4 separate regions of the Homo sapiens genome follow, and all the other regions are linked to region 2. A link is a contact called in ENCODE Hi-C or POLR2A ChIA-PET data. All regions are on one chromosome and are shown on one strand. Each heading gives the region's core, a stretch centred on a gene start or an enhancer-like site at or near the end of the contact. The rest is flanking DNA. Distances are from core to core; before and after follow the strand shown. Region 1 holds the start of CTDSPL2 (CTD small phosphatase like 2). Region 2 holds the start of PDIA3 (protein disulfide isomerase family A member 3). Region 3 holds the start of UBR1 (ubiquitin protein ligase E3 component n-recognin 1). Region 4 holds the start of GOLM2 (golgi membrane protein 2).

What was found. A loop is a pair of places that touch in the nucleus more often than their neighbours do. ChIA-PET counts read pairs that join two places held with the same protein, here RNA polymerase II (POLR2A). Pooled maps may share reads with other maps.
Region 1: a loop to region 2 is called in a map of naive thymus-derived CD4-positive, alpha-beta T cell, with 18 times the contacts of the local background. The contact joins the promoter of CTDSPL2 here to the promoter of PDIA3 in region 2. A Hi-C loop is called at or near these places in 1 of 168 maps with a recorded cell type or tissue (naive thymus-derived CD4-positive, alpha-beta T cell), 1 of 37 single-sample maps with no recorded cell type and 11 of 50 pooled maps. POLR2A ChIA-PET finds 5 or more read pairs at or near these places in 4 of 52 experiments (PC-9, Panc1, T-cell and 1 more).
Region 3: a loop to region 2 is called in a pooled map, with 6 times the contacts of the local background. The contact joins the promoter of UBR1 here to the promoter of PDIA3 in region 2. A Hi-C loop is called at or near these places in 2 of 37 single-sample maps with no recorded cell type and 7 of 50 pooled maps. POLR2A ChIA-PET finds 5 or more read pairs at or near these places in 3 of 52 experiments (AG04450, B cell and activated CD4-positive, alpha-beta T cell).
Region 4: a loop to region 2 is called in a map of naive thymus-derived CD4-positive, alpha-beta T cell, with 32 times the contacts of the local background. The contact joins the promoter of GOLM2 here to the promoter of PDIA3 in region 2. A Hi-C loop is called at or near these places in 1 of 168 maps with a recorded cell type or tissue (naive thymus-derived CD4-positive, alpha-beta T cell), 2 of 37 single-sample maps with no recorded cell type and 11 of 50 pooled maps. POLR2A ChIA-PET finds 5 or more read pairs at or near these places in 2 of 52 experiments (WTC11 and activated B cell).

The regions. Positions count from the first base shown.
Region 1 is chr15:44,426,229-44,429,561 of GRCh38, reverse strand. It overlaps CTDSPL2 (CTD small phosphatase like 2), which reads right to left and starts at 1,933. Exons shown (of 13, transcript NM_016396.3): 1 at 1,790-1,933. It overlaps LOC124903479 (a long non-coding RNA gene), which reads right to left. Exons shown (of 3, transcript XR_007064605.1): 3 at 3,245-3,268. RefSeq lists enhancers at 1,209-1,815, 1,880-2,259, 1,816-2,423, 2,540-2,769, 2,424-3,031.
Region 2 is chr15:43,744,788-43,748,074 of GRCh38, reverse strand. It overlaps PDIA3 (protein disulfide isomerase family A member 3), which reads right to left and starts at 1,637. Exons shown (of 13, transcript NM_005313.5): 1 at 1,369-1,637. The coding sequence starts at 1,535. It also overlaps the pseudogene CATSPER2P1. RefSeq lists enhancers at 1,012-1,061, 1,072-1,121 and a silencer at 1,622-1,921.
Region 3 is chr15:43,104,477-43,107,741 of GRCh38, reverse strand. It overlaps UBR1 (ubiquitin protein ligase E3 component n-recognin 1), which reads left to right and starts at 1,704. Exons shown (of 47, transcript NM_174916.3): 1 at 1,704-1,800. The coding sequence starts at 1,720. RefSeq lists an enhancer at 1,606-1,885.
Region 4 is chr15:44,287,124-44,290,526 of GRCh38, reverse strand. It overlaps GOLM2 (golgi membrane protein 2), which reads right to left and starts at 1,808. Exons shown (of 10, transcript NM_138423.4): 1 at 1,171-1,808. The coding sequence starts at 1,497. RefSeq lists a silencer at 1,532-1,891 and enhancers at 1,702-1,996, 2,392-2,461, 1,843-2,749.

The DNA of each region.
Region 1 (3,333 bases), core at 684-3,183, 680 kb before region 2:
AGAAAGCATTAAAAGAGTGCAAGTACTGAATGCACGTAGTACTAAACAATTTAGGAGAACTCTTGAAAACAAGGTCTACAATGCTCACTCAGCTAGCTGCAAACTAATTTTTATTAAAAACATTAACGCTATTAACTACCCAAAAAGGTCATTAAAATACAGACAAAACCTACACACTAGACCAATGATTTAAGATCCCTTTAAGTTGCATATTTGGCTCCATTTTTTAAATAAACTGACTCGGCAAGTAGTTAACGTGCCTGTACCTCCACTATTCTATTCGCCTTAGGAAAGTATGAAGCTCAACTTAATCCTAAAAAACTCCTTCACATAAGAGCTACCTTTTGCCTTGACTTTCTTTATGACCTTGGGCAAAGTCTACCAAATGAGGATTATAATAATGTTTGTGTGTTCCTGTTTATTATTGAAAATTAACCATAACATCGTGCAAACAATAGTGAAATTCTCTAAACTGGACCTATCCAGAACTGAAAACCTGAGTTATAAATATCAACTGATATTCAATGTGAACAGTTTTTAAAATTTTAATTTGATTAGTGAAAACAAAAAAACCTACAAAGATCCCAAATTCAACATGATTAATAAATTCCGAAAACACCAACAGCCTCCTTATTACTTCTCTTTATGAACAATTGGTCTGCAATGTAATTTAAAAAAAAGGAAAGAAAAAGTAAAGAAATATAGTAAAACTAGCTTTAACACGCCATTTCCCTTTTCTAAGAATAAAAAATGGACCAGGAACGAAAATTTAAAACTGGGCGAAGAATGGGGAGACAAAGCAATCTACAATTTGAAAATTACACAGATAAATCCATCATTTCAAGTCACTAATTTGTATACCCACTGAAGAAATTCATCTTGGTACTGCGTTACCAGCATTAGGAAGATAAATCCCTGCCTCGGAGGAACATCTACTGAGTACGTTTCATTTCAGGATCTCAGGTAAGTTTACGAGCTCTTAGATCTCTTTAGGTTTCCCTAAGGTACGCTGAAGTGTTTAACATCATTCACACATCCAGCCACCACTAGGGTGAGAAGTAAATAAACAAGATTTACTTATGCAATTATTTACCACAGAACTCTGGTCAAGAATGCAAAAGTAAACACCCATACAGACATTTAAAATCCAAAGAAAGCAGAGAATATTAAGGATAATAAGGTTCACTCTTTAACTGACCACTGTGGAAACCAGACGCCTTCCACATGGACTGTTCTTTACTACCACTCCCGATTTGAAAAAGTAACAATGTCAACTCGAGATTTTAACAGTACAAAAGATAAACAGAACTTAGTCAAATCCCTTCTTCCAGATTCTGAAAAGGTGTTTATAAGAACTGAGATAAGAGCAACGCCCCCCTAAAAGCACCCTACTCCAAAGAATGAAATGCTGAAAACATGAGGTGGGCCAAAAAGGTTAAAAAAAGCTAAACTTCTAACTTAATTACCCAGAGGTTGGGGACTAGGAACTTGAGATCGGAGTGGGGGTGGGTAGCAAAGTGAAATCTAACCCCAGAAATCACAACGCAGGCCGCAACCTAAGAGGTGAAGCTGGCGGGAAGTGAGCTCCCTTTCTGTTCCCAGGGGAAAGTCCAGACAGGAGCGGCTCCGCACAGTGGACGTACGAGGCGCCAAAGAGTGCATGCCTACCAAGGCGCCAGAGCCGCTGGAGGACCAGGTTTAGAAGGGGAGGAGATCCCGGCAGACGGCCCTGGAAGAGGAGGAGGACTGAGATTGGAAGCAGCGGCGGCGTCTGGACGAAGGGGATTACCTAACTGTGACGACAGAGAAGTGTCCTCAGGCTCCGGCGATGGTCCCGACTGCGCAATGTGTGGTGTCTTTCCCGCTTACCCCGCAGCAGCAACAGAACCAGCTCCTTCAGCCAGTCGCCATTTCCCGCCTACCGACCTGCTGCACCGCACGGACAGGGACCCGGATGGAAAGCGGCCTCTCCGCGCAGGCGCCCTGACTTCCTCCTCCCCCTCCCGCCACAATTCCGCGAGGTGGGAGGGAAGGAATGCGGGCAGCCACAACGGCAACAACAACCAAAAAAACACTTTTACTTCCGTGAAGAGCGTTGAAGTTCCTTACGCCGGAAGAAACTCTCTAGTCTGAATCCTGGAGAAAAACTGAACACAAGGCCTTAGTACTGGGTCGATTAAGAAAGGACAAAACCTATCAGGATGAGCAAGGGCCTGGGGGATATTTGTACATTAGGGGCCTCCGTAGCCGGCTGTGTAGTGGTCGCAGGGGGAGTAGGGAGTAAAGCGTTAGGAGTGGAGAGGCGGGGACCCGAAGGACGGTTTTTCCTCCCGCTCCTAACGGAACTGCTTGGGCAGAGCTGGGAGGGGGAGCGCGCCCTTGCCCCGGAGGCGGGGCTTAGGAACGCGTAGTGCACCCTGGCGGCTAGGGTTTAGTAACTGTGGGCGCGCTGGGTAGGTGGAGCTGAGGGGATAAGGCGGGACTAACGGCTTGGCGCGCTGGAGGAGGTAGTTCGTAGGGAGAGCTGCCTGAGGCCGGGAGAAAGCGAATCTGGCGCCTTTCCTGGGATTTCGGTGGCCCTTGAAGGTTCCCTTTCCAGCTCATTGCCTAGAGGGCGTAGCAGTCGCTTTTGGATCATAAATATTCATGCCCTTCGACTCAACCCTATGTTGGCGGTGATTCTGCAGGTTGAAAACTCGGATCTTTCAGGCCAGTGGGCTCCCACCTGCGACCCTAGGTCAAAGGACGGTCAGCTCCACAGAGTGAAAATGTATCAGTCCAGAGAATCCAGTTCTAGTGGGGTATCGGAAAACCAAGCCTAGTGTTTGGAAGAACATTTTTCACTGAAACTCCAAGCCACTCTCCTTATTCAATCAAGAAATATTTATTGAAAAAATAACTAGGTGCGACGGGTAAAACAGTGAGCCAGGCAGACACGGATACTGCCTTCCCCAAAGGTAATGATTTTTTTTTTTTTTCGAGACGGAGTCTTCACTCTGTCGCCCAGGATGGAGTGCAGTGGCGCGATCTCGGCTCAAACCTCCACCTCCCGGGTTCAAGCGATTCTTCTGCCTCAGCCCCCCGAGAAGCTGGGATTACAGGCGCGCGCCACCACGACCGGCTAATTTTTGTATTTTTAGTAGAGACGGGGTTTCACCACGTTGGTCAGGCTGGTCTCGTACTCCTGACCTCGTGATCCGCCCGCTTCGGCCTCCCAAAGTGCTGGTATTACAGGCGTGAGCCACCGCGCCCGGCCAAAGATCATAATCTATTGAAGAAGACACCCAAGTAAACAGAATTTAAAAACTGATAAAGCGAATACAAGGATGGCAT
Region 2 (3,287 bases), core at 388-2,887:
ACCCCCAGTTTTTACAAATTATTGACACCCCCTCAAAGCTAACAGCATGATTATATAATTGGGAAGAGTTGTTCCTAAGAGAGAACATGAGTTCCAGAGATGTATAAGAACTATCTATATGTGTAATCTGTACTGCCAGTTAGCCCCAGAAATGCCCTGGACACAAAATCTGTCCAAGCTGCAAACAAAATTTGCCATCTCTAGCACATCATTCTGATTCAGGTGGTCTTTACTACAGGACTTTTTTCGTGTAACCCTTAGCAAGTTGTTTGAGGCTAAGAAGGGAAGACCTGAGTCTGAAGCAAATAAAAGTTATACACAACTTTTACTGACATTTTTGAACACGGATAGTATTAAACCAAGGGTCACTGTGCCAGGAGGGGAAAAATTAAGTACTGTAATTATATATATTGAATTATATATAGAGAGCTATCCCCAGGATAAAGGAATCACTGTTTACTCTGGTAATGATCTGGAGGTTTAAAAACACACACACACACAAATAAAAAAAAAAAACAAACACTCAAGTTGACTGGGCCAGAAATCTTATTTGCTCTTCCTTCTCCCCAACAGTTTTTTATTTCGAGTTAGTTCTATCTAAGGAATTTACACCCTTGATCACTTAAGTCACCCTAAAGTGGAGTATGTAATCAATATTGGTTATTTTCTCATTGGAGTCTTTTTTGACATTTTAAAGAAATGCTATTTAAAACAGACAATATGGACAGATTCTGATGGAATTATTCTTGTTCACGTACTCCTTTCGTTTGGACAGAGGTATCTGCCGGTACTGAGATGTAAGTGATCAGCTGAAGGGAGAAACTGTACACCATGTGACGGACAAATTACCTGCCTCAAGAAAGCACTTACGACCATTCTGCAGCCACTCAGTGACCTTGGCTAGAAACCAATGGCTGTGCGGCGTGAGGTAAGATGAAAGGAAATACCCTAGGGATCCAGGACTTCTGCATTTGGTGAAACGTCCGCTTCCACTACAAGGCTTTGGGATGCCTAGTCTGTAGACTGGAGGAGCATTAATACTGACTCACGCAGAAAAGATATAGCTACATATTGGACTGGGGGAAGGGGTGGCAAAACCCTCTGCAAATAGGAAGTGCCACAAGAGCACCGAGATAAGGATGAGGCCCTGCGTGAGCGCAGCCTTCGGGTTTTCCTTGGGCCGATCAGCACCGACTCCCCCGCTCTCGGCGAGGCGCCTCCAGCTCCCGGGAATGAGAAATGTGCCCGCCGCAGCAGGGGCCCACAGGAATGAAGGGCCCCGGCGCTGCGTAGGCCCAACAGTTCCCCGCGCTCTCGCCCCCGGCCCAGCCCCGCCTTTCTTCCCCCGCCTCGGCAGAATGGACTCACCAGGGGGCGAAGAACTCGACGAGCATGAGGCCCGCAGAGCCCGTGTCGGAGATGCGACTCTCGAAGTTGTCGTCCGTGAGTTCTAGCACGTCGGAGGCAGCGGCGAGGCGGGCCGCGGCAAGAAGCAGCGCCACACCCGGGAACAGCGCTAGGCGGCGGAGGCGCATGGCGGCGAGGTGGGGTGGGGACGGCCGGAAGGGTCGCGGCTCGGCTGGGACTGCGGAGGTCGGGCGCGCGACCACTAACCCGCTGCTTGCGCTCGCGCGTCTGGCCCAGGCGGACCTGCAGCCGGAGGTCCCAACCCCCAAACCCGGCTTGGGCCGCTGTGTGGCAGCCGCTGATTGGCTGCGCGTCGCCTTCGTCGGGCGGGCGGGACCAACTCGTTACCGCCGAGTGGCCGGAGCGCGGGGCGGGGCCGAGGCGGCGAGTGTCTGGGCGAGCGTGGCTGGGCCCGGTCCTGGGCTGGGGGCAGGGGCTAGGGCCGGGTCCCGGGGTGAGCCGAAACCTGGGGGTCGGGCGGGGCGGGAAATGGGGCGCAGTGAGGCTGGGAGCCGGCCCTGAGCTCGTCCTGCGTAGGGGTAGCCGGGCTCAGGGGGCGCCTGAGCTGGAGGTGGAAGCGTGAAGTCAGGACTGAGTGGGCGAAGAGAACCTGGGCTGAGGTGAGGCCCAGAAGCGAGAATGGAGGAGAGAAGGAGCTAGCCCCCGAAGGAGTGTTGGAGTGGACACACTTGGGACGGGACCCATTTTCAAAATGTCAGGCTTTGGCATTTTGTCCAATTTCTCTTCACTTGGTTTCTCTTGCGTGGGCAGGCCAAGCCCTCCCCCAACTCCACCTCATTGCCCGATTCTCTCAGGCCCAGGTGGGACCCAGGTTCTTCTTTGTCCAGCCCCGGGCCCCTGCCCTTGTGGCTGCTCCTTTTTTATTGAGTTTCTTGTTTTGTTTTGTTTTGTTTTGTCTGAGATGCCGTCTTGCTCTGTCCCCCACGCTGGAGTGCAGTGGCGCGATCTCCGCTCACTGCAAGCTCTGCCTCCCGGGTTCACGCCATTCTCCTGCCTCAGCTTCCCGAGTAGCTGGGCCTACAGGCGCCCGCCACCACGCCCGGCTAATTTTTTGTATTTTTAGTAGAGACCGGGTTTCACCGTGTTAGCCAGGATGGTCTCTATCTCCTGACCTCGTGATCCGCTCGCCTCGGCATTCCAAAGTGCTGGAATTACAGGCGTGAGCCACCACGCCCGGACTTTTTTTTTTTTTTTTTTTTTTTTTAATGAGCTTTTAATTGGTAGTGCCGTCACAAAGTGAAGATGCCTGGCCACTTGGTCGACTGCTCAATGTCTTTACCACTCTTAGCCCCTTTTGTTTCAAAAAACCCTGAGTCTTAGTAGAATGTTTGTTCTGCCCAACTGCTCCTAGTTCGTAGATGTGGGTACATTAAGGAATCTTAAGGGCAAAGAGGGTGGGGAGGAGGGGACAGAAAACCTGTAATCCTTGGTGCAGCTCCAAGAATGAAATGACACTTGATGCTTACATTTTCTTAGCAGACATGGCCGCTTACCAACAAGAAGGGCAGATGCAGCTTCCCCGAGCTGATGCCATTCGTTCACGTCTCATCGATACTTTCTCTCTCATCGAGCATTTGCAAGGCTTGAGCCAAGCTGTGCTGCGACACACTATCAGGAGTTACTTGGTCAGCAGCCTATTTCTTCACTAATTTAAATTTAAGACTCCTATCCACATCCTCTACATTTAAGAGTGGAAAATTCTGGGGAGGCCGGTTTAGTTGCTGGTTTACCAAACTTGATAAATCAAGGGCTTGTAAATAAAACTAAGGAGATAGAATCCACGTCTTTCACTTTTAGGCCTAGGATAGCCACTAGCCGTGGATGATACGGAACAGTTTCTGTCAAAGACTCTTAAAACT
Region 3 (3,265 bases), core at 455-2,954, 640 kb after region 2:
TTTTCTTTTTTTTTTTTTTTGAGACAGAGTTTTGCTCTTGTAGCCCAGGCTGGAGTGCCAGTGGCATGATCTTGGCTCACTGCAAACTCTACCTCCTGGGTTCAAGCAATTTTCCTGCCTCAGCCTCCTGAGTAGCTGGGATTACAGGCACCTGCCACCACACCCAGCTAATTTTTGTATCTTTAATAGACATGGGGTTTCACTGTGTTGTCCAGGCTGGTCTCGAACTCCTGACCTCAGGTGATCCACTCACCTTGGCCTCCCAAAGTGCTGGGATTACAGGCGTGAGCCACTGCCCCGACCTATTTCTGAACGTTCTAGTCTATTTCATTTATCTAGGAATGAAAGAAGAAAAAGAGAAGAGCGTGGGGTAGCATAAGAGAACTACAGAAGTAAAAGCATAGAGACAGGAAGGGACAAGGTAACTTTTAGGGCAATTTTTATCAAAATGTGGGACAATACCTATTGTGGGTTATAGTATCACTTTAATAACTACAACCAGTATTTTGGCTTAAATGCATAAACATATTGCAATTGAATAGAAAATATGACATATTGGAAGTATTGTTTCAGAAAATTTAAGTTTCAGTATATATATACATATTCTATATATACCCATTTAATTTTGTATAGGTGTACCGTGATAAGATGTAAAATGTATTTATTGTGGTTGTTGGGCAAAAAAGGCTGGAAAAACAGTATTTTAGCACCCAGGAAGTAGTTCATTTGAGCAGAAACATTGTTTAGGCAGGAAAGTTCTATAAATCAAGGTGGACCACAGCATTTGGAAAGCCTCCTCTACTTTTCACATTGTTTGGAGCTTTATTTTCTTCCCTTTGTTAAAAATATACTTTAAAATTATTTGTTTTGTAAAAAATTTAAAATACAAATGAAGGTAAAGTAGCTCTTGACCACCTTCTTCCTCCAATCCGAATCCTGGCCCTCAGAGTTACTACTTTGCCCTTTCCCCTTTCAGACTTACTCCTTCACATTTAAATGCCTATGTGTGCAAATATATAGTTTGCAGCAACTTGGCTTTTTTTTCTCTCAATTTATCTTGATCTTTTCACGCAGATTTATCTTGCTCAAGAGCTGCACAGTATTTCAAAATGCGAATGTACCATAGTATATCTTGTCTTTCCTCTATCGATGAATGACTAGGTTTCCAATTTTTTGTTATTTCCCCCCGTGTCCCCCAATAAAGCTGGATCCCGAGCTTTTTTTGTACACATGTGCAAGTGCCCACGGGGTAGAATCCTAAAAATAGAAGATGTGTGAGTACTTTCTTTTTCATTTTGTAGGCTCTGGGGAACTACTGCAGGGAGGTTGGGATACAAAACATCCCCAGGCCAACAACCGGCCAGCTAGGACAGGTTCTTGCTTTAGCCCCCGACAAGTTTTCTTCCTTTCATAATGGACGCTGACTTTGTTTTTTTTACCTCGTAGATGCAACAGTTCCCAGCACCAAACCCAGATATACAACCATTCAGCTACCAAGAGCTACGCCTGATAAATTAGAGGGGAAAAAAAAAATCTCCAGTCCCTTCACGTCGTGACGCTTGCTTCCGGGAAGCGGGCCGGAAGCCACTCCTCGAGTCTGCGTCAAACCCGACTTCAGGGGCCGTCGTAAAAGTGTCGTCCCTGTCTCTCCGACCGGCCACAGGTTTCCGCTTGCCTCTGGCCGGGGGTCGGCAACTGCAGGCGTCAGTTTCCCTCAAGATGGCGGACGAGGAGGCTGGAGGTACTGAGAGGATGGAAATCAGCGCGGAGTTACCCCAGACCCCTCAGCGTCTGGCATCTGTAAGTCCCTATAGGCAAGTCTCTTTTGTCCTCCCCCCGGTCCCTCCCTACTGCGCTTAGGAGGATGTGGGGCTTCACCCCTTATGGCGGCTCTGGGGAGGGGGAGTTATCTGGATTGATCTGGAAGGAAGCCACCGAATAAAAAGTTAGTCGCAACCCACATTTCTGCCAGCCAAGTCTACGGAATATAATGACTTTGTTATGTATTATTCTTGATGATCTCAAGTGTGCATGTCTCTATTCTGAAGTAGAAAGAACCAGTGATGTTATTAGACGGTTTGATGTGGGGGCCGAGGCGGGGTTGGAGCAAGAGCCATTTTCGTATAGAAGCAGTACTAACCCTTTACTCTTGATGATGGGAACGCAGCACCTGGTATTTTATTGCATAGCCTGCTGGCCGGGACCTGATATTGGTAGGTAGTGCTGCTACTGTCAAGTCATGTCTAGATGTGAGGTGTAGTAATTGTCCTTGCGTATAGCATCTTGGGAACCCCAGGCCTAACCCTCAGTGGAGAAACCCATCATCTGTCGCTACTTTTTAAAGGTGAAGAAAGGACTCCCAAACATTTCAAGCCAGAGCAATACCATTAATTGATGTCGGAATCTATACTTTGCTCTTGCATTTTGAAAGAATGGGAAGGCACAGATAGTGAACAAATTTGAGTCACTAGCTACAGGGAGAAAGCTGCCGAGGAAGATAAGAGTAGGGGGCAATGTTAGGGAATGTTCTGGATGCCCAGGGCATCTAGTGTGGAGATATGTAGAAAATATTCAAATATCTGTCACCGCATGATGTTTTATTAGTTTGTCTTTCTAAATAGCAGCATTTAGAGATTTGGGATATACACATTTTTTCTGAAGTTTCTTTGGCTTGTAGTTTAATAAAAACATTATTTTATTTTATTTATTTTTTGAGGCAGAGTTTTGCTCTTGTTGCCCAGGCTGAAGTGCAGTGGTGTAATCTCGGCTCACTGCAACCTTCCGAGTTCAGGAATTGAACTGCAAATTCCCGAGTTCAGGAATTCTCCTGCCTCAGCCTCTTGAGTAGCTGGGATTACAGGTGCCTGCCACCATGCTTGCCTAATTTTTTTTATTTTTATTTTTATTAGAGACGGGGTTTCACCATGTTGGCCAGGCTGATCTCGAACTCCTGACCTCAGGTGATCCACCTGCCTCGGCATCCCAAAGTGCTGGGATTACAGATTAAAAGCATTCTTGAAGGTTTTTTGTTTTTTTTTTTAACCCTGCATACAATTGAACATTGTTTTATGCGAGAACAGAGGGAACTACAGAGGGAGCTACGGCATGAGTCAACTCCAGGGACTGAAGAGACTGTCTAGGAGGTAGGAACAAGGTAGGGAGGGAGTTGGAAAAAGGATTTGGCCACTGACTATGTCAGTGCTTGCCGTTTTCCTCCACCCCAAATAGCAGTTCAAATTCACTTCACTACTGTTCCTGAAGGAGG
Region 4 (3,403 bases), core at 559-3,058, 540 kb before region 2:
GAGGAGGGGGTTATAGGGAAGCACTTAGCTGAGGGCCTTAATCTTCATGAAATAAGAAAGCCAGGTAGAGGCTGTCAACAGGAAAGTTAGAAGCTCACAGACAGTTTAATTCATAATGACTTACCCTTAAGTGATTTTGATATGCAAAGTAAAACTTGTAATTATAATGGGCATTTACACACAAAAATGTGAAGATTACCAAAGAAGTGTATAGAAAGGCATCTACTATCCTGCCCAGAAATTTTCATAACTCTACTATACCTACAGAAGTTGCTAAGTCATAAACTATTAATATAGTTACCAATGAGCTAATGAAAACAAGGATTATTTAGTAGCAAGTATGATTACAGTTCAATTTTAAACTTTTTATATTTAAAACTTTGTATAGTTTTCCATCTGCATAAAACACCAACCCTAATAGCAACTTAGCTATACAAAATTTCATTCTATTTTCTTTCAATGAAGACACTGACATGACATTCCACTGCTTAAAATTTATTTTCAGATTCTAATCTTTTGGCTGATTTCATTAACAATTCAAATTGAGTAGATAATGATGGATCAACTATGTCCAAGACACAAGTGTGTCTCACATATAGCTCGAGGGCCCATCTATCATAACATTTTGATCACAAAAAGGCAGTCATAGCTGATTATTTAGTTATTCAATACATCACCCTATAGAGATTTTAAAAGTCACACAGCTTAAAAAATATATGATGACTACCATAAGTAGAGGAGTCAGAGGCGGCTTCGTTCTTTAAATAACGAAATTAATATTGATCAGTGTGCACGGAATAAAAATGAGACAATAACCACACCAAACCTGGCAGTCGCCAGATTTGTGTGTCTTTGAAGGTAAGGGGGCCACACAGGCCAGATGATTACTACTGCCAACTCACCAGCTGAGCTTAGAGAATAGGCAGCATCTGCACACAGTCCACTCTTGAGAACCAGAATTTACAGTCATTTTTTTCTGGCAGGGACCAGAGAACGTGGCACTGATAAACTGGGAAAAGTCTGACAGAAACAGGGTTGTTGGGGGTGAAAGGAGCCTTCAGGACTGAAATACTGGAAGGCATAAGACAACAGCTAGCGGATTAACATCCCGCCCCAGACCCCGGGGAGAAAAGAAACCATGGGGTTTGAAGAGAAAAGGGTCGTCCTTACCTTGTCATCCTCGCATCTCTTCCCGAGGCCCTCTCTGGCCTGCAGCCGGCTGCTGAGGCGGCCGTAGTCGGCCTCCTTCTGGTCGATCTGTTTCTTGTGCGTGTCCACCAACAGCAAGAGGTCCGAATTGCGCTTTTCCAGCCGCCCGCGGGCCACTTCGGTGCGCTGGACCTGGCCCTGCAGCTCGGCCACCTCCTCCTGAAGCAGGACGTGGCGGGAGGAGATGCTCCAGTAGTTGAAGGCGAGGACGACGATCACCACCAGCAGCACCACCAGCACGAGAGAGGGCAGGCGGCCAGCCCGCCGGTTGGCCCCGAAACCCACCATGGGGCCAAATCGGGCTGTACCCTAGGGGCCTCGCCGCAGACACCTGCAGGCAGAAGCCCAGGCCTCGGCTGGAGTTGCCCGGCGGACACGGCCCCAGGGCCGGCCGAGGGAGGAGGCGGGCTTACCGGTCGGCTGCGAGCCGGAGAAGGGGGCGGGGCCGCAAGCCGCAGGTCCCTCCCCGCCCCCCTCCTCAAATCAGGCCAAAACGCGTTCCGGAGGCTTTGAACCCGACCCTGCACCTGCCCAAGGGAACCGGGAGAACCCAGCTGCCAGCGTCCCCCAAACCCAACACCTCACGGTTGGGAGGCGGGGAAAAAAACCGGAAAGGGGCGGATGTACCCTGGCCCCACCCACTAGCTGGGGCCGGGTCGTCTAGGGGACCATTTCCGAGTTTCCGTCGACACCCCTCTTGTCGCGAGAACGTTGCTTCCTCTCGTCTCTCTCTCTCTCTCTCTCTCTCTCTCTCTCTCTCTCTCTCTCTCTCTCTCTCTCTCGCTCTCTCGCTCTCTCGCTCTCTCGCTCTCTCGCTCTCTCTCGCTCGCTCTCTTTCTCTCTCTCTCTCTCTCTCTCTCTCTCTCTCTCTCTCTCTCTCTCGCTCTCTCTCTCTCTCGCTCGCTCGCTCTCTTTCTCTCTCCCCGCCCAGAGTTTTCTCTGTCGCGTAGGGTGTTGTGTTAATTTTGGCGGTCTCAGATGTCTCAGGTACCTGGGTCGGAGTCCTTTCTGTTGTTATCTACTGGATTCCCTTGATTCAAGGCCTAGGGAGTTCCTGCCCTACACTGGCCCTCGCGAAAATATTTGTCTTTGAGGACGTCTGGGGCTGCGACCGCGGAATAGAAAAAAATAGTAGGTGAGCTGCTGCCAAAAAGGAGCGACTAGAAAGGTTTTGTACTTGCTTCTGTAGAAGGGGAATTTCTCTTTTGTGCTAATGATGTGGAAAGAAAAAACAAAAAGACTGTAAAATAGCGATGCCCTAAACATAATGGAGAAAAGCGGGAGAAACCAAGCTTTAGGACTGAAAGGGGTGGTGCCAGTCTCGTTTCCTAGGTTACTGCTTTCACGAACCGAAAGAATTTCAGAATGTGGCGAGCTCCAATTTTTAAACGCACTGCTGCTTTTGCCTCAGCTGGGCTTCCAAACAGAAAGTCCAGAAGCTGCCCTCGATGAATCGTAACTAATGCACTGTTACTGCCAGCGAACACATTCCGGGTTAGAAATAATAGCTCTAACAAATTGTTTTGCGCGCCTAGTCTCATATTATCTTCTCAACAACGCAATTTTACAGATGAAGAATCCAAGACACATAGATGTTTGGGAACTTTCTCTTATCTGGTTTTAAATAGGCTTGAATCCAGATCATTGAACTCTAAACACCAGTGCTGTCTGCATATAGCAGATTGTTTATATGTTAAGTGTGAATTTCAGTAGTGCAAAAAAAAAAACAAAACCTGCCTCTTTTTTTTTTTTGCATAATTATTTTGTCCGTGCATAGAGAAATAAAAAGGTACTGGCTCTAACCTGTTTAAGGAGAGGATGGGGTTGCCTTATTTTTCAGACCTCAGGTTGAAGAACTTCCATGAGTATAAAACCTCAAGAAGGAAAAACCTTGGTATTTTTTATTCGAATCAGAGTGATATGATTTTGAGGCAGGAAGACTTGTCATCTTAATTATTCTGTGCTTCCTATCCTCAAAAATTATTTCCCTAAGTCCCGTAGTAGCGTAGAATTATTGCATCTTCAAAGAACAATGATTACTCTCTCAGATGCAGTACAGAAAACCACCACCAAAATTATTAATACTTGGTTCACATCAGAAGTGAGCTCTGGCTTCATAAGATCTAACAAATCCTCTCCACTCTCAGATGACAAGCCGACTTTGGCAAAAGGAAGCAAAGCAAAAATGAGAAAT